Regions from separate parts of the Homo sapiens genome. Here region 2 is linked to region 1. Evidence: chromatin contacts called from ENCODE Hi-C or POLR2A ChIA-PET data. All regions are on one chromosome and are shown on one strand. The core of a region is the stretch at or near the end of the contact, and the rest is flanking DNA. Distances in the headings are between cores, read along the strand shown. Region 1 overlaps HDAC4 (histone deacetylase 4). Region 2 has its middle 130 kb from the start of MIR4786.

Evidence for each region. Hi-C counts contacts between places; a loop is a spot of excess contacts on that map. ChIA-PET counts read pairs that join two places held with the same protein, here RNA polymerase II (POLR2A). Pooled maps may share reads with other maps.
Region 2: a loop to region 1 is called in a map of sigmoid colon, with 3 times the contacts of the local background. The contact joins two enhancer-like sites. A Hi-C loop is called at or near these places in 1 of 168 maps with a recorded cell type or tissue (sigmoid colon) and 1 of 50 pooled maps. POLR2A ChIA-PET finds 5 or more read pairs at or near these places in 1 of 52 experiments (Panc1).

Annotation. Positions count from the first base shown.
Region 1 is chr2:239,346,181-239,353,191 of GRCh38, reverse strand. It overlaps HDAC4 (histone deacetylase 4), which reads left to right. Exons shown (of 27, transcript NM_001378414.1): 2 at 274-514. The coding sequence starts at 493. It overlaps MIR2467 (microRNA 2467), which reads left to right and starts at 1,388; the gene lies at 1,388-1,468. RefSeq lists a silencer at 532-725. Within about 2 kb of position 4,256, at least 8 of the 41 ENCODE cell types and tissues checked have a DNase peak (open chromatin) inside an H3K27ac peak, as active enhancers do; they include sigmoid colon, where a contact is called at or near this core.
Region 2 is chr2:239,811,955-239,818,965 of GRCh38, reverse strand. No RefSeq gene overlaps it. Among named protein-coding and RNA genes, the nearest start is that of MIR4786, 130 kb to the left of the region's middle. RefSeq lists an enhancer at 375-961. Within about 2 kb of position 4,573, at least 12 of the 41 ENCODE cell types and tissues checked have a DNase peak (open chromatin) inside an H3K27ac peak, as active enhancers do; they include sigmoid colon, where a contact is called at or near this core.

The sequences.
Region 1 (7,011 bases), core at 3,007-5,506:
AAATACAAAAATTAGCTGTGCCTGGTGGCATGCACCTGTGTTCCCAGCTACTCGGGAGGCTGAGGCAGGAGAATTGCTCGAACCCAGGGTTGCAGGGGTGGTGGAGGTTGCAGTGAGCCCAGATCGTGCCACCACACTCCAGCCTGGGCGATAGAGCAAGATTCTGTCTCCAAAAAAAAAGAGGAAGTCATCATTTCCCTAGTTGGATGTTGTTTTCCAGATCGGAACTTCCATGTTGTAACTCCAGTCTCTTTTCTCCTTCTGACCTTGCAGGTTCATCTGCAGAAGCCAGCGGACGCCTCTGTTCAACTTGTGGGTTACCTGGCTCATGAGACCTTGCCGGCGAGGCTCGGCGCTTGAACGTCTGTGACCCAGCCCTCACCGTCCCGGTACTTGTATGTGTTGGTGGGAGTTTGGAGCTCGTTGGAGCTATCGTTTCCGTGGAAATTTTGAGCCATTTCGAATCACTTAAAGGAGTGGACATTGCTAGCAATGAGCTCCCAAAGCCATCCAGGTAAGGCCGGGTCATTTCTTCTCTGGGCACACAGCGGGGCTTTCTTTGCCCAAAGTAGAAGTTCTTGTGACTGCAGCTTGCTTTCTGGATTTGAGACTTTTGTTTTTCTTGATAGTGGTCACTGTTGGTTTTTGACAGCACAAAGTGCAAAATGGATGGTTTATTCTTCCTCTTGGTGAAAGAAGAATGATAAAACCTGGGAGGATGTGGAGTCAAGTCTGCGACCCCGGTTTGCAGGCTGACTTGAGAGGCACACAGGTTTCCTCGATGCTTTTTGACAAGGGTGATGTTGAAAGGTCAGGTTGTGATGTGGAGAGCTGGTTTCTTGCCCAGTGTCTTTGTTGTTTCATGAGGGGTTGTGTGAGGGGTGGGAGTGCTCCTCCAACTGGGCGTCTGGGCTGTCTGGGAAGAAGCTCATGTTCCCACTGAGGTCGTGGCCACAGTTGCTCCTGGTGTTTGAGGGCCTCTGTGAGGGGCTGCACTAAGCATTTTACAAGCATTTAGTACAGCCCCAGATCATCTCAGGCCTGGAGGGAAGAAGTAATTTGCCTGAGGTCACAGAGCTGGTAGGTGGGGGACCCACATGATTGGGAAGCAAGCTTGTCCTGCTCTGAGCTTCAGAAGCATGTCATGGGCCCATCCATTTACGACTTCACACTTTCTGTCCTTGGAAAGTCACCGAGAGCGTGCACCATAATGAAACCTCGAGGCCTGCCGCCGACCTGCCTGAGTGTGGGGCTCCTGCAGAGCCAGTCCTGTGCTGCCCAGCTTCCTGCCACTTCCAGCGCACCGTGGCCTTCAAGGGCACTTAGCCATCGACTTCTGTCTTGCGTCCACATGAGAGAGAAGACGGTGGCCACTGGACAGACGCTTGGACAGGCACCTGAGGCTCTGTTAGCCTTGGCTCTGGGTCCTGCTCCTTAGAGCAGAGGCAGAGAGGCTCAGGGTCTGTCTGGGTCACTCTCTTTGAGATTGCCGGAACGCTTACACACATCTTTCCCTGGGTGGAATCGTCTTTGTCTGAAAATTCCAGAGGGCAAGATTCCAGGTTTTTTTAGATATGAAAGTTTTATTGAGTTAAATTGTTTATGTATTGACTGATGTAAAGAAATGGTTTATGATCATTCCAAGACAAAATTAAGCGCTATGGCTCAAAGTGTCTAAATAGACATTGAATGGAGCTGGCTCTCTCCCTCCTACACTGGGCTGCTGTTGGGTGAGAGTGTATCTTTTTTCTGTGTCTAAACATAGTGTGATGTGTGTGAGCATTTTCATAGAGTATAATTCTATAGGCAGGGCCCTGTGTTTTACATTCTGTCCATTTTAATGTGTTATAAGCATCTTTTGGTATCAGTATGTGTGCAAATATAACTTGCTCTTTTGATACCTTGCGAATGGATATTTATGTGGTTGTAGCAGTGTTTATACCAATTCCAAATTGGCATCAAACAATTATTATACATATATTTTGTAAACTTCTAAGTATCACTACTAGACAAATTCCAGGAAGTGGAAGCTGGGTCAGTGAGCCCGTGCACTTAAAACATCATTAGGTTGACTGTCAAATTGCTCCAGAAGCCTCGTTCCAACTGATCTTCCTAATTCCAGTGTAAGAGGATGCATATTTTTCATTTGTGCTGTACCAGCACTGGGTAGGTTCAGTCTCTCTCATTTTTGTCAGTGTGCTATGGGAAAATTATTGTTTGAGTACACTTGATTATTTTAATGGGGGTGCATATTTTTGTATGACTTGGTGTACACATAATCATAATTTGTACATGCTCTGCAGGCATTTGAAGAGAAAGTATGCTCTTAGGATTTTGTTTCAGTCTAAAGACGTCTGTATGTATGTATCAATATTGTATTTAAAGTTCTCGGCCGGGCGCAGAGGCCCACAGCTGTAATCCCAGCACTTCGGAAGGTCAGGGTGGGCAGATCACAAGGTCAAGAGATTGAGACCATTCTGACCAACATAGTGAAACCCCATCTCTACTAAAAATACAAAAATTAGCTGGGCGTGGTGGCGTGTGCCTGTAGTCCCAGCTACCCAGGAGGCTCAGGCAGGATAATCGCTTGAACCTGGGAGGCAGAGGTTGCAGTGAGCTGAGATTGCGCCACTGTACTTCAGCCTGGCGACAGAGCAAGACTCCGTCTCAAAAAAAAAAGTTCTCTCATTTATATATATTTTATTTATATATAGGAGGATATGTATCCTTTCTTTATATGTTGTTTTAATTATATATTAACTCAGTTGAGTTATTTAAATCAGTATAGCTTTACTTATTTTTTTCTGTCTGCTCGATTTCTTGGAAAAGTGTATTTTTCTACTGTGATTATAGTCTTATAATATTCTTTTTACATTAATAACCATTTTTTGCTTTATATAGTTCAGTGTTTTTTTTTAAAGCTTAAAAATTAATGACTGTTCTTTTGGTAGATCAGGTCTCTTATCAAAATATAATATATTTCTCTTTGTTTAATGTTTCTTTGACCGAGAGCTTATAGTGTTTCATGAGGTATTTCTACCCTTGGTTTCTTTTGGCTAACAAATATTTCTCCATCCGCTTGTCTCTAACCTTTTCAGGCCGGGTTCTTTGAGGCTCAGCTCTGGAAACCGCGGGGTGCTGGGTTTGTTTGGCCTTTTCTGTGGGAATTTCAGCCGCTGCGGTTCAGTTTGATCACCGGCCTGCCCGGGCCTGTCCTGCCCATGTGAGTTGGGTTGTGTGCGCCTTATTGCCACCCACGACCTCTCCATTCTCTCTCTCAGTGGGTTGGAGGCTGAAGACAGGCCGCACTGGTGAGGGCAGGGCTGCCCCTTGGCCCAGCCCATTCTCTGCTCTCCATCTGTGCAGGGGGTACAGCTGAGGTGGTTTGCCTGGGGCCTGAAGTCTGCTGGCTGCCTCCTCTGCCCTGTCCGCTGTCATCTTTCCCTGCCGTGTCTGCCCTTCCGCCCGGAGGTCCCTTGGGAGGCAGGACCCCTTGTGCCCAACACGTGCATACCACCACCTGCACACACTGGCTGGTGGCCCAGCGGCCTCTGCCCACGTCTCAGGCGGGGGATGGGGCTTGCCCAGAACCGTGCCCTCCCTCCTGGGCGAGGCCCACTCGCTTGTGTGCCTTCCCAAGCAGCTCCATCCCCAGAGATCTCTAGTTTCGGGAAGTTCCTCTGTGTTTCTTGTCAGCTGATGCACCTGTCCGTCCGCTCCCAGGCATTGCTGGAAGTGCTTTCCAATCCTGCTTTTCATCATTTTAGTGGGTTTTGGGAGGAAGAGAAATCATTAATACTAAAGGATTCAGTTTGCTCTCTTGAGCGGGAAATTTCTAGGTGTGTCAGAGCACAGCCACGGAACCGCTGTCCCTTTTCCTTGAGCCGAGGAGCCGAGTCCTGGCAACGTGGTGTTCGGGGCCTACCTGGCTGCACCTCCCCTCCCTCCGTGTGTCTCTCGTGCCGTCCTCTGCTAGCTGGCCCTGTCCTTCGCCCTGCCCACCCGGCTCACTCTTGCCTGCCTGGCTCACCCTTGCCTGCCCATCTGGCATGGGGGCCCTGCTCCTGTGTGGCCTGGTGTGGGTGCCCGTGCCGCCCTCACTCCCTGGGCAGGCCGGGCTGGGGGAGTCCAGCCGCCCATGGGCCCCCTCTCACATTTGTCATGTGACTTGGCTTTGCCCTGCTGATGAAGTGCCCTTCTAGTGCAGTGTGTGTGGCTTTCCTCTCCTGTGTTCTGTGAAAGTCCTCTGCTGCTGGGTGAGTTTTGTGTTACGGTTTTATTGCTGTTCCCGCTGAACTTTGCCAGAGCCAGGCCCTGGTTCTCTGACGTCAAAGCTGCTTAACTGTTGGGATTTTATTGCTCTAAAGAACGATTTCTAATGATGTGAGCGGCCTGAGGGAAGAACCTGGATTGACTTAGCCTGGAAGGGCTCTCCTTTGAAAGGAGGCCCTGGAGCCTTACGCCCCTTGCCCGGCCAGCCCTCCACACCCTCCCTGAGGGGATGCGCTGTGGCAGGGCAGGATGCGTTTGTCAGGACACAGAGCCTCTGCCTTGAAGCCAGAGTCCCTGGCATGAAACCGGGAGTGTGGACGGAAAGCCCACGGGGGCCTGCTGGCAGGACAAGCTACGCCTCCTTTTTTTTCTCCCATTCCCTTGTTTTCCTCCAAGGACAGTTCTCCAAGTAACTGTCCTTGTCTTTCCTTGTGGTTAAGGGCTTAGGATACTGGTGACTTGACTGGCCAGCAGGAAAGGCAGACGTTGTTACTTGGCCACCCACTTAACACTACCCCGTCCCTCCAGTGTCATTTACTTTCCCTTCCGGAATGTTCGTGCCTAGAGAAAGTCTTGCCCAGAAAAGTTCTCAGTGTCAAGGAGCCCCGCAGTGGATTTGCTGGGACGTGGATTTGCTGGGACGTGTCTGTGGTCAGCGGGATGGTGCTCTCGATAGGAAGCAGTGCATTTGCTGGGACGTGGATTTGCTGGGACGTGTCTGTGGTCAGCGGGATGGTGCTCTCGATAGGAAGCAGTGCATTTGCTGGGACGTGGATTTGCTGGGACGTGTCTGTGGTCACCGGGATGATGCTCTCGATAGGAAGCAGTGGATTTGCTGGGACGTGTCTGTGGTCACCGGGATGATGCTCTCGATAGGAAGCAGTGGATTTGCTGGGACGTGTCTGTGGTCACCGGGATGATGCTCTCGATAGGAAGCAGTGCATTTGCTGGGACGTGGATTTGCTGGGACGTGTCTATGGTCACCGGGATGATGCTCTCGATAGGAAGCTGGTTGAGCAGGCAGTGGTCGGTAACTTGAGCATCCTCTCGCTCCTGGAATCTTGGTGCGAGGTACGGATAATGTTTAGTTCAAAACAAAATAAGTGGCCGGGTGCGGTGGCTCAAACCTGTAATCCTCGTGCTTTGAGAGGCCGAGGTGGGCAGATCATTTGAGGTCAGGAGTTCGCGATCAGCCTGGTCAGCATGGTCAAACCCCGTCTCTACTAAAAACACAAAAATTAGCCAGGCGTGGTGGCACGCGCCTGTAGTCCCAGCTACTCGGGAGGCTGAGGCAGGAGAATCGCTTGAATCCGGGAGGTGAGGTTGCAGTGAGCCGAGATGGTGCCACTGCACTGTAGCCTGGCCGACAGAGCAAGACTGTTGTCTCAAAACAAAAAAAAAGGATTTTGTGGGAAACGTGTGTAACTTAAGATCAGTGTGTTCATTTGGGCCATTCTATGATTTCTTAATATTCTGTTCAGTCTGAGCTACCCCCATCCACATAAAAGCAGCTAAAAAGTCTCTGTCCACAATGACTTGGTGATGAGTGAGTTCATGGTAATACAGTTGCTTCAGACCACTGTTGAGTGTTAACCCTGTGAGTCCAGGGAGAAGGCTCTCCTCTGGGATTGCTTCCAGTCCTCATGTTCTGCTCTAACTTTATTTGATCTTGAATCTGTTTATTTTAACTATTGTGGCCGCCAAGATTATTATATTTTAATATAGAAATGATCCATAAAGATGCATTTTTATGGCATTTAAATAATGCTCTGCAGTGGTTGAATGTCTCAGGAATACCACAAAGTGTCTGTGTGTATGTGTGTGTTAGAGTGTGTGTTAGGGTGTGTGTTTTAGACAGGTTGTATGTGTGTGAATCAGGGTGTATGTGTGTTAGGGTGTGTGCGTGTGATGGGGTGTGTGTTTTAGACAGGGTGTGTGTGTTAGGGTGCGTGTGTGTGTTTTAGACACAATGTGTATGTGTTAGGGTGTGTGTGTGTTTTAGACAGGGTGTGTGTGTGAGAGACAGGGTGTGTGTGTTAGGGTGTGTGTGTTTTAGATAGGGTGTGTGTGAGACAGGGTGTGTGTGTTAGGTGGTGTGTGTGTGTTTTAGACAGGGTGTGTGTGTGTGAGACGGTGTATGTGTTAGGGTGTGTGTTTAGACAGGGTGTGTGTGTCAGGGTGTGTTTTAGAGCGTGTGTGTTAGGGTATGTGTGTGTTAGGGTGTGTGTTTTAGACAGTGTGTGTGTTTTAGACTGTATTAAGATATGGGTGTGTGTTTTAGACAGAGTGTGTGTGTGTTAAGGTGTGTATGTGTGTTTTAGACAGGTGTGTGTGTTATGGTCTGTGTGTGTGTGTGTGTGTGTGAAGGTGTGTTTGTGTGTTTTAGGGTGTGGTATGTGTTAGGGTGTGTGTGTCTTAGACTGTGTGTTAAAGTATGGGTGTGTGTTTTGGACAGGATGTGTGTTAAGGTATGTATGTGTGTTTTAAACAGGGTGTGTGTGTCCTAGACTATGTGTTAAAAGTATGGGTGTGTGTTCTAGACAGGATGTGTGTTAAGATGTGTGTATGTGTGTTTTAGACGGGTGTGTATGGTCTGTATGCGTGTGTGTTAGGGTGTGTTTGTGTTTTAGGGTGTGGTATGTGTGTTAGGGTGTGGGTGTCTGTGTATTAAAGTATGGGTGTGTGTTTTAGACAGGATATGTGTGTGTTAAGGTATGTATGTGTGTTTTAGACAGGGTG
Region 2 (7,011 bases), core at 3,324-5,823, 470 kb before region 1:
GAAAGGATCTATGGAGATCTCTGCAGCATGGGTGCCCTCTGTTACACGTCCAACTTGGCCTGAACTCTGATTGCTACTGTTTGGGGGAACAATGGAGCTTTGTGTGGGCCATGATCGTAGCAACACTTCCCAGGATCCAGGGCAAAGCCAGGAGCTCCCTGCTCTTCCCATGGGGGGCCCAGCTTGCCTGCCCTGGATGGGCAGTGTGGGCATCCTGCGAGGAGCCCAGCTGCCCTGGATGGTTGTGAAGGTGCCTGAGGGCTGGGGGAAGCTGTAGGAGGGAGGCCAAGACCCAACAGTGGGCAGCAGATGCCGGGTGGGTAGAGAAAGGCCCTGGATACAGGAGGCAGAGGCCGGTGCTTGGTCTGAGGCGGGACAGGACGGGAAGGGAAGAGAAGGAGCTTTCACCCCTTAGGCAGGTTCCATGTTTTCATGTTCGCTGCAGCAGGCCAGAGCACCCCTGAGCGGACAGGGCTGGGGCCTCGGGCTAGGAGGGGCCAGCAAGGCTGGACATCATGCTTTTGCTTTGGTGCCATTTATGTGACTTTTTCATTAGCTTCATTTAGCCAACCAGGAGTAAAAGAGAAATCAGATGGCCAGATGCTCTCTGGGCTGGGTCCTGGCAGGAGGGATGTGATGAGAGGTCAAGGGCCCGAGGGATTTAGGGTTCAGGTCAGTGTGCTGGTGAATGATAGATGAGGTCCAGGTCAGCGTGCCAGTCAATGATCAGATGGGGCCCAGGTTAGCGTGCTGGCCAATGATCAGATGGGGCTCAGGTCAGCATGCCAGACAGTCATCAGATGGGGCCCAGATCAGCATGCCAGACAGTGATCAGATGGGGCTCAGGTCAGCATGCCGGACAGTGATCAGATGGGGCTCAGGTCAGCATGCCGGACAGTGATCAGATGGGGCTCAGGTCAGCATGCCGGACAGTGATCAGATGGGGCCCAGGTCAGCATGCCGGACAGTGATCAGATGGGGCTCAGGTCAGCATGCCAGACAGTGATCAGATGGGGCTCAGGTCAGCATGCCGGACAGTGATCAGATGGGGCCCAGGTCAGCATGCCGGACAGTGATCAGATGGGGCCCAGGTCAGCATGCCGGACAGTGATCAGATGGGGCTCAGGTCAGCATGCCGGACAGTGATCAGATGGGGCCCAGGTCAGCATGCCAGACAGTGATCAGATGGGGCTCAGGTCAGCATGCCGGTGAATGATCAGATGAGGTCCAGGCTAATAGCCAGGGCTGGGATCCCAGGAGGGCAGGGACAGAACCGTGGGCAGAAGCTTGGAGTTTCCCTTAAGAGGGACCTGGGCTGGTTGGCATCTAGTACAGTGGTCAGGATGAGGAAACACCCCACTCAAGGGTTTAGAACAGGAAATGCAGCATAGTACCTACCTAGTGATGAGAAAAATACCACAAAGGGGAAGAAAAAGACCAGGACAAGCCTATGAAGCTCTCTGATCCTGAGTCCATCAGCTCAGCCACCTCGGGCACCAGCTGGTGGTGACCAGCCACGGGGGCTTAGATGTCCCTGGGATGACGAGTCCCACATGGCCTGGACCCCATGCTGGCGATGTGGATGGCAGACACCCCTGAGTGCACTGACTCCACTTCTCACCAGCCAGATCTGGGGCTTGCTGTGAGACAGCTCTGGAGATCCAAGGCCCCCTTGGGCCTCTCCACTCCCCAGGACAGGGCTGACCCTTCTCAATGTCTGGCCTCACCCACCTCTTTACCTAGCATAAAAGCTTAAGCCAGTCACCAATCGCATCATATCCACATTAGTGGGACGGCAGGGCTCCTGAACACACGGCTTTAGTAGATTAGATATCCTCGTTGGTCAGTGGTGCTGGTCACCAAGGGACCTTCAGAAACCGGGGAGAAGCCATGGGAGTGCAGAGAGCCCGTGTGTGGTCCTGGCATCAGTGGGCACAGAGGCAGGCCCTGGGAAAGTTGCCTGGACTCCTGCGGAAGGTTCTGATCGTGCCCGTTCTCATGTCCCTGAAGCCGGCCCTCTTGGTGTCTTCAGTTCAATGTGACAAGTTGTTTAATGTGGCAAATGGAGGCCTTATCACCTCTAAGGGATGTTGGGTGCAGCATCTCTGTCTGCTTATCATCTGTCACATTGCTGCTAGGATATGCAATCTCTCTCTGTGGGGGTAGCCCGAGTTTTGCTGCTAATATTAATGGTGCATGACATGTGTGCATCTCCATTTCATCATGAAGCACTTCCTCAGAGGTGGTCTCGGTAGTCCTCCCAGGCCTCAGGCAAGACAAGTCTCATGCACTAGGTGCCTCGAGAATGCAAACATGCACATGTCTCAGTCCCCCCACAAGAATGTAAACATGCACACGTCCCAGTTCTCTCTCAAGAATGCAAACATAAATGCATCCCAGTCCTCCCTCGAGAATGCAAACATGCACGCGTCCCAGTTCCTCCCTCGAGAATGCAAACATGCACGCGTCCCAGTTCCTCCCTCGAGAATGCAAACATGCACGCGTCCCAGTTCCTCCCTCGAGAATGCAAACATGCACGCGTCCCAGTTCCTCCCTCGAGAATGCAAACATGCACGCGTCCCAGTTCCTCCCTCGAGAATGCAAACATGCACGCGTCCCAGTTCCTCCCTCGAGAATGCAAACATGCATGCGTCCCAGTTCCTCCCTCAAAAATGCAAACATGCACATGTCCCAGTTCCTCCCTCGAGAATGTAAACATGCATGCGTCCCAGTTCTCTCTCAAGAATGCAAACATAAATGCATCCCAGTCCCCCCTCGAGAATGTAAACATGCACGTGTCCCAGTTCCCCCTCGAGAATGCAAACATGCACGCATCCCAGTTCCTCCCTCGAGAATGTAAACATGCACACGTCCCAGTTCCCTCTCGAGAATGTAAACATGCATGTCCCAGTCCCCCCTCGAGAATGTAAACATGCACACGTCCCAGTTCCCTCTCGAGAATGTAAACATGCACGCATCCCAGTTCCCCCTCGAGAATGTAAACATGCATGTCCCAGTCCCCCCTCGAGAATGCAAACATGCACATGTCCCAGTCCCCCCTCGAGAATGTAAACATGCACGCGTCCAGTCCTCCCTCTGTGTGCTCCCTGCGCCCTCTCTGGTTGTTATTGTGTGATCCAGATCAGGGGTTGGCAGAGGATCACCTGGGGCTGAATCTGGCTGACTTTTTAAAATAAAGTTTTATTGGCACACAGTCCTCCCACCATTTGTATGTTGTCTGTGACTGCTTTCCCACTGCCCTGGAATCAGTGAGGTGAGTTGTCCCACCGACGCTGTGTTGCCCAGAAAGCCTAAAGTGTTTCCTGTCTGCCTCTTCACAGAAAATAAATGTCTCCCCTGATCCAGATAATGGAAAGGAAGAAGTTGTTTTGATTTGGGAGCGCAGCCCCCAATTGGCACCCCTCTGGGGAGTAGTAAATACTCAGCTCTTTGGATGTTGCCATGGTGGGGGTTGTCTGTCTGTGTTGTAAGGAAAGGCAGTGTTCAGACAGCACAAAACCAACCATTAGCACACGACTGTATTACAGTGCAAGGTTTGCCTCACACCATTCCAGAGCTGTTATTTTCTGGAGGGCCATGAGGCACTCCAGATGTATGTGGATTCTATTGTCTTCCTGATTTTATAGATGACAAAGCTGAGATTCAGAAAGGTGGTGGTGTTTGCTCATGGTAGCTTCCAGTCTAAGACTTGATTTAAAGCCAAGACTGTTGGCCACAACCAGCACCTCCCATGCCAGGAGGGAGGCCAGCTGCAGTGGACACGACTGTGCAGCGGACACGCTTGTGTAGCGGACACACCTGAGCCCACCACGCACCTGAGCTGACCCCTGACAGGGCTCCTTGAAAGCCTTCTGCCTGCCAGGCTGAGCCGCAGCCCGTGCCTGTGATTCTGCCTCCCGCGAGCCTGTGTGTGCATGGATGACGGCATTGGGTCCACGTCACGGAGCCGCAGGCAGACATGCGGGCTTCATGCACTTGTGGCCTCAGCTTGTGTGTGTGGAGATGTGCGCCTGATCGTGCTCTCGTGCTGAATTTTAAATTAGTTTAAAAAGATTGTTTTATTATAACTGAAAGTGGAAAATATACCTCTGGAATGATATCAGCTAAACCTTGCACAGTAATAAATCTGTGTGCTCATGGTTTGTTTTTGTGCTGTTTAGTCGTTATGGTGACAGGCTGCATTAACTAATACGTAAGTTTGTTTTGAGAATTTTAACACTGGCTTGCCAAATGTTCTCTTTCTGCTGCGATCTTAGGCCTTTACAGTTCTCATTGGTGAGGATCAGCTTGGATTTCAGGGCCCTTCATGGTCTGAAAATGGCCAGAGCCCCCTCAACAACCCTGACTGGCACGTCTGAGAGAGGTGCCTTGTGTAAACAAGTGTAAGAGTAATGACACTTCAGAGGCACTACAGGGGAAAATAAGCAGCAAGACTCTCTCAGCCTTTGTGGAACACGTTTCCACACAGGAGCTGGGTTGTGATGGCCAGCAGGGAAGGCAGCCATCTCTCCCCGGTGGCCAGACAAGGGCTCTCGTGGACGGGGCACTGGTCCCAGTGGGGAGCAAACCTGACTGGGCCTTCCCCTGTCACCATCAACTGCTCAGGCAGGGCCAGAAAGACAGAAGAACTGCTGAGACACGGGGGCAGGGTGGCGGGGGTCCAGGCCGGGCGGGCAGCCTCTTGCCTGAGAGAGGGAGATAACAGTGAGGTCAGACGAGAAGGCCTGTGCTCCAGGTTTAGCCTAGGAGTCTCCAAACAGAGCACTGCCTCACAGCGAGGCAGCGTGGGGAAAAGGATGGGAAATGGGGGTGAATCAGAGGCCTCTGCATTCGTGCCGGGCTGTTTAAAATGCTCTGGGCCTCAGCATGCCCGCTTTAAAAATGGAGGAAGTATGTGGGAATGTGGAAACAAGTGAACGATTAATACTGAATTCCAGGAACGGCTGTGCCAGGAAGGAAGCCAACCTGGGAAGGGGCAGCAGGGGAGAGATGACTGTTTAAAAAATTGGCCAAGGGCCAGTCCTGGTGGCTCACGCCTGTAATCCCAGCCCTTTGGGACGCTGAGGCGGACGGATCACAAGGTCAGGAGTTCGAGACCAGCCTGGCCGATATGGTGAAACCCCATCTCTACTAAAAACACAAAAATTAGCCAGGCGTGGTGGCAGGCACCTGTAATCCCAGCTACTTGGGAGCCTGAGACAGGAGAATCTCTTGAACCCAGGAGGCGGAGCTTACAGTGAGCTGAGATTGCATCACTGCACTCCAGCCTGGCCACAGAGTGAGACTCAGTCTCAAAAAAAAAAAAAAAAAAAAGTTGGCCAGGGAAAGCCTATGAGAAAGGGACTTCAGGCCAAGTCTGAGTGGCGCGTGCAGGACCGTGGACAGGGGTGGGGAGTGTGGGAGAGGCTGTGTTTAAAGGGCTCCCTCAGGGGCACAGGTTCAGAGAGGCACTCGGAAAGCAGGTGCCATCAGTGCCTGGGAAGGGTGCTCTGCGTGTGCCGGCGGCAGATCTGACGCCCTCCTCCTGGGAATGGCAGGGCTCCTCCAGCAGCTGAAGGCACCCGTCACCCGGGCCTGTGGGGATGATGTGTTGGCCTCAGCAGGGGCTCTGGGCAGCCCGGCCTTCCCTTGAGATATGCCTGAGCATGCAGCAGTGACGGTGGCCCCGGGCCCTGGACGGCCTGGAGACAATGTAGCAAGGCCAGGCCCAGGCAGTTTTAACAATTCAGAGTCCTTCACATTCATTCAGAAAGTTGTTGACAATTGTTTGCAATTTTCTCTTAACATTTCTCTGCCTCCATCTCCTTAGCTGGAAAATGGGGAGCTCGTGTTTGGACAGTCAAGGATGGACATGGCAGGAGAATGGGTAGCCAGGGCGTGGGGCGCAAACGTGACCAAGATGTCCAAAGCTAAGGTTGACGTTCCTCCAGTAGACGTTTCCCCAGTGAGCTGGGCAGGGTGGCTCCCGCCTGTAATCCCAGCACTTTGGGAGGCCGACGGGGTCAGATCACAAGGTCAGGAGATCGAGACCATCCTGGCTAACATGGTGAAACCCCGTCTCTACTAAAACTACAAAAAATTAGCCAGGCGTGGTGGCAGGCGCCCGTAGTCCCAGCTGCTCAGGAGGCTGAGGCAGGAGAATGGTGTGAACCCGGAAGAAGGAGTTTGCAGTGAGCCGAGATCACGCCACTGCACTCCAGCCTGGATGACAGAGCGAGACTCCGTCTCAAATAAAAAAAAAGAATTGTCCCTGGTGGCCTGTGGGCCTTATTTTCGGGGTTTCTTGGGAGTGCAAAAGGGGCTAGAACATGGCGATGCACTCAAAAGAACCATTGTAACATATATTTTGGTGTGTCATTGATTTTGGAATTTTGAGTGGTGTGTGTGTGACTGCGTCTGTGTGTTTGGGACGGAGTTTGGCCTGGTTTTCAGGGTCATTTCCAGAAGTGACATTCGTGGATGTCTGTCATTACTCTAGACAAGGGCGCTGATAACAACAGGACAGAAACAGGTGGCCACGCTGGAGTACCTTTTCCTATGAGCACCGCCGAGAACCAAGATGCAAAAGCAAAGGGTTCCCCACGCACTACACTTCCGCATGTGACTGGGAAGGCCAGCCCTGAAGACCCTCCCTGGAAGCCCACTCCTTCTGCTCCACACACAAAGTACACACATCTGCTCACCTGCTCTCCTGAAGCACAGTAGATTAGACACAGCTCAAAGGCAGGAGCAGGGCTTTTCATGGCAGCACATTTGGAAGTTGCTGCTAGGATTAAAAAAAAAAAAAGAGTGCAAGGAAACAAAACATGGAAAATAACAAGGGCCCCTGACTGTCCTCGAACACGGGACACTTTAGGATTGGGGCAGCTACAGATTCCCGCGTGTGTGCCGTGACGGGACAGACCTGCAGCCATCATCCGAGAAGGTGTGTCATACAGGAACTTGCTGTTGGTGTCCTCGTGAAAGGAGGTACAAAGGCATAACACAAAA